2 separate regions of the Mus musculus genome follow, and region 1 is linked to region 2. A link is a loop called in an ENCODE intact Hi-C map of the cell type or tissue named here. Cell type or tissue: heart. All regions are shown on one strand.

Region 1 (2,500 bases), 1.8 Mb before region 2:
CCGCTCCGCTACAGAGCTGAAGCTGCCGCAAGGCACCCGGAAGATCCCGCCTCCTTTTCTGACTGGCAGGTCCACCTCAAGGCTCTGATTGGCCCTTAAGTCTTGAGTAACGCGAGTACCTCCCTGAGGGTTAGGGTGTGCAGATGAGACTCCGCATGATGGTTGCTGGCCGGGTCTTCCAGTACAGTACCAGACCTTTTCCAGATACATAGAGATTTGCATTTCAGTAGCACTTGTGTCTGTATTCTACCCGTCTGTCTTTCCATCCCGCACCGGGAAGGACCCATCACCTCAGCTCCTGCCGCCCAGCTGCCTGCTCCTCCCCTTTGTAAACAACGACCCTGCGCTTTCTAAGTCGTGGTGGAATCTGGAGCTTGCTTGAACTACCTTTATTCATTAGGCACTTCCCCTTCTTCCTCCGGAAATGAAGGTGGATATGTAATGGAAATCAAGCTTGAAAATTGTAATTCCCAAATTTGACCTGTAAGCCTCACCTGCCCAGGAACCAGGTTACTTCTAGGAATGCTGGGAATTGTAGTTCTTTGTAAGTAACAAGTCCTCGTGGGAAAGTACGGTGGCCAAATTGATTATCTGTATAAAGCCCTACAACATGTGACCGGGGGCTATCCCAGCTGGGAAATTCTGTGGATATTTCTGATCCAGATCCACCGCTTGGTCAGTACTTAATATTTAATAAACGGTTGCTTCAAATTTGGACGGAAATGGTTGATTTGGTTTTCCAATAAAACTCAGGTTTAAGGTATGGAAGCGCATAAGGAAATAATGGTCCCAAATTCGCTCTTCATTCCGGATAATCGAGGGGTGGGCTGACCCAGCCAAGGTCTCCGGGAAATGCGTTCCCTCTGCAGACTCCCGGGGTGAATGGCAGACTCGGAGAAAAACAGTAAGCTTCCTGTTGGTTCCTGGATTCTGGTTAAGGGGATGGAGTTTGTACACCCGTTCGGGCAATTGAGAGATACCTATCGTTTGTTTGTTTGCTTGTTTGTTTTAGTAATTTCTACGTAATTGGGAGTTCATCCAGGGCCATCAGTTATTTTCTGATCAGTTATTTGCCATGGGAGCTCTGGAAACGCCCTCTACTGACGCTGGGAGGTAGAAACTTAAGTAACCCCGCACTTGAGAACTTCAGCTAGGTCCCAATGCCTAGGCTGTCCAACTAATCAGAGACTTCCAGAGGATACCAGGAATTCCAGGGATTATACAAGGAGTCCGCTGAAACAGTCTCCCATCGGTTAAGTTCTCCTAGATTGATGAAACCTCTGTGTAACACCAATTCAATCTATATTGTTGACTCCTGTTTTGTGTTTTGTCCACTTGTCTAGTGCTTCCTCGTGTGTTACCATAGGGTGGGGGAGGGGGGCGACTAAATTAGAGGAAGGCACAATATAAGAATTTACGGACTTAGAAGCAGAAAAGGCCAATTCTAAATATCGTTGTCTTAGGTATCTGATCTGTCTTTGTGTGTTTTGACTTAAGGCTGTAAGGCACAGTGGCTCAGGGAGCTCCGGGTGCAGCATACATAGTTCCGACCCCACCTGCATCTAACTGACTGTGAAGTTGTCTCTCAATATGAGATGCTCTGACTTGGATTGTATTCAGAAGCTACAGACTCTACCCCAGGCTCAGATACTTCTTCTGCCTTCTCCTACCTGTGTCTAGCTGGCAGGAAAGCTGGGTCGAGAAAAACTTAACATTTTAGAACACCAAGTATGTATAAGGTAGATTTGGAGATAGACAATTCACAAATAGCACTTGGGGCTCATTGGATAGCTTTGTAATGTCCAGAGCTCTGCCCCCAACTGCACAGTGCCAGACCCAGCTCCTCTCCAAATTATGGATGAATCTGTGATTTCTATTCTTGTAAGATTTGTTATTTTGGGCTGGTGAGATGGCTCAGTGGGTTAGAGCACCCGACTGCTCTTCCGAAGGTCCAGAGTTCAAATCCCAGCAACCATATGGTGGCTCACAACCATCCGTAACAAGATCTGACCCCCTCTTCTGGAGTGTCTGAAGACAGCTACAATGTACTTACATTTAATAAATAAATAAATAAATCTTTAAAAAAAAAAAAAGATTTATTTAAAAAAAAAAAAAAAAGATTTGTTATTTTATGGGTAAGAATGCACATAGCTATTGCATGCTGGTTTCCAACTGGTCTTCAAAGCATAAAAATTGTTGTTTCTCATTCCTGTAGCTAGTTTACTGGGCTCAAAGTTCACCTCTGGGTTTTCTAGACACTGGAGTTAATATAATAATAGGAATTGAAATATTGTTTAAATATTGATGATACTAACATTGATTTATAATGTTCTACTTTATTGCTGGCTCAGAAAATTAGTTATGGCTTACCCCTTTTCACACCTAGGCATCATTTTATTGGTTTTGTTTTTTGTTTTTCAAGGCAGGGTTTCTCTGTATAATCCTGGCTCTCCTGGAACTCACTCTGTAGACCAGGCTGGCCTTGAACTCAGAAATCTGC
Region 2 (2,500 bases):
TAAGCAAACTGAGACATCATCCCTAGAAAGGCATAAACAAACATCTTACCACCTCCTATCCCCCAACCATGGCCTTAAAAGGCCCCAGTGACAAACCATTCTACCAAAGTCAATCTTTAGAAACCCAAGGAATTTATTGGATTTATTTACAGAGCATGGGGAAAGGTTACTTACAGGAGTGTAGGTGATCTAAACTATCTGCACCACAGTGAGTCTCACTCCAGCAGTGTTGACAAGTTTACCATAGCTGCAGAGATGGGGGGCGGGTCTTCCCTCCAGTTAACCTCCCTCACCAAGCTACATGTAATTAGGGCAGAATCACATACAATTAAACAGGAAGTATGGGAGAGACAGACTAGCTGGGATCTCAGATGAGGCCCCATGACTTCCCTCCATCTCTTCTTCATTTCTAGCTTGGTTTTGAGACAATCTCACCACATATCCTGTACTGAAACTGTGTAGACCCACCTGCCTCTTTCTCCCAAGTGCTAGGATTAAAAGCATGTGTCACCTTGGCTGCATAAGGGAACATCATTAGTTAACCAACCCAATCTTGGGGTTTTCTTGCAAGCCCCAGAAGCTCTGATGATGTTGATAGCTGTTGTGCTCAGAAGTTAATGCCATACAAATAAGCCCTGGCTGAGTGAGGCTGGAGACCTAGGTCAGTCATCACAGCCCTGTTCTCAAAGGGCTTTCAGGTGACAAGGGCCATATCAGGCTTGGCTGCTGGTCCGAACTGGGACAACAGAGATCCCAGGGATCGAATGAGGCCAAAAAAAGAGGATTTGGAGAATACTCCCCATAGAAGGAACAGACATGATGGTTCAGAGAAGGAGTAGCAGTTCACCCGGGAAGACCATTAGTCTACACTCATCTTTCCACATTTAGCACTGGCTGCTTTTTTAGAAGACCCAGGTTCAGTACCCAGCACCCACACGACATATTACAACCATCTGGCAGGGATCTGGCACCCTCTTCTGGCTTCCGCAGGCACTGCTTGCATGTGGCACACTTACATAAGACAGACAAACCACTTGTATTGTTTTTGTTTTTAAATATGGAACCTGAAAATGAATGGGTATTAAAACCCTGCCCTCCTCAGAAAACTGTTAACCTGGTTGGCAAGACAGTCACAATATAATCCAGACAACAACAGCAGGAGACAACAGTTGTGAAAGATACTAGGGGCTGTGAGGTAGTTGGAGAAGACCAACCAGAATGTGTCCAAGTGATCTGGGATCCTTCTGTGCCAGATGCTGAAAATTTGAGAACCTGCCCTAGTCTTAGAACAGTCTTGAGCTGGTGACACATCTTAACCTATACAGTGCTTGCTCTACACCAACAAAGTTTACCTAGAAATAATCACTACTTTACTGGCAAGGACACACGCTTAGCAAAGTGAAAGCTAGAGCTGAGGCTATAACTCAGTTGGTAGAATGCCAGCCTAACATGGAAGAAGCCCTTTGTTCCACCTATCCATCCCAGCACCATATAAACCAGGTATGGTCAGGCATGCCTGTCACCCCACCACAGGCTCATCCTCTCATTCTGACTGTCCCTGTTGTGTGTGCAAGGCCAATTAGAAGACCAGATATAGCAGGCTGGGCTGAACCCTATAGGATTATGTGAAATTTAATTCAACTGCCTTAGAATTGCATCTTCAAGTAGAGGTTTCTCATCCTACCATGTGAATGAGCTTTTCTAGGTAGGGGCCTGGTTCTTGAAAAAGGCTAGAGCAGCCACCTCGCAAATGAGGGAACAGAATATCACCTCTGGTTGAGAACCATACTGGGCATTGATGTCCACCCCAGGTAAAAATTGTTCAATGGGGACAAGCGACAGTGTGGGTTTCTGGGGTACCATGCAGGGTAGCCACATCCCCCATGACTGTGATATCTTCCCCCTTACATGTCTGTAGACATTACAGTCAGGTCCCAATTCCCCAAAATGACTTAGACAGGACTCCAACCTGGTCAACACTCAGCATTCCTCAAAAACCTTGTAAAGTGGATTTCTGTTTGCCAGAAAAAGCCATTACTTTCTTGCCGATTCCTATAGTCCCCTAGTCTCCGGCGAGGACATCTAGTTCTCTATTAACAGACTTCCAACAGATAAGAGCTCCACGCTAGTTCCTAGGCTATTCCAACTAACCTGCCCTCCTCTCACAGCATAACCCCTTATAACTGGCAACTCTTTCCACCAATCTTGCTATCTTCTTTGCTCCCATAGCCCTGGCAACTCCCCACCTTTCCTCTCTGCTCTTCTTTCTCCCTGATAATAACGAGTGAACACATTGGCAGTTTCTTTACTACAATCCCTTGCATACAGAGAGAAAATATTAGTAATGGAATCTTATCAAACCCTTGCCTTTCCAGGTACCTTGCCATACCTATTAATATGGGTTTTAGACCATGGTTCCTGGAGTGAATCAAGGAACAGACGTAGGGAAAGCCCTTACAGGTAGAGGGGAAAAACAAACCAAAAACTCCTTCTCTGTTTT

What was found. Peaks named below come from ENCODE experiments on the same cell type or tissue, not always from the same donor. Only the 100,000 strongest peaks of a DNase experiment are listed, where the experiment ranks them.
Region 1: a loop joins it to region 2, with 4 times the contacts of the local background. A loop is called at or near these places in 2 of 42 quality-filtered maps.

What each region holds. Positions count from the first base shown.
Region 1 is chr7:41,499,380-41,501,879 of GRCm38, forward strand. AW146154 (expressed sequence AW146154) reads right to left here and starts at 511. Exons shown (of 4, transcript NM_001033530.3): 1 at 1-511. In heart, CTCF peaks have their summits at 472 and 1,091 (motif pointing left); DNase peaks (open chromatin) are centred at 92, 852 and 982; H3K4me3 peaks cover 1,233 bases; H3K27ac peaks cover 1,060 bases.
Region 2 is chr7:43,290,743-43,293,242 of GRCm38, forward strand. No RefSeq gene overlaps it. Among named protein-coding and RNA genes, the nearest start is that of Zfp715, 21 kb to the right of the region's middle. In heart, a CTCF peak has its summit at 996 (motif pointing left); no DNase peak of the experiment used is centred here.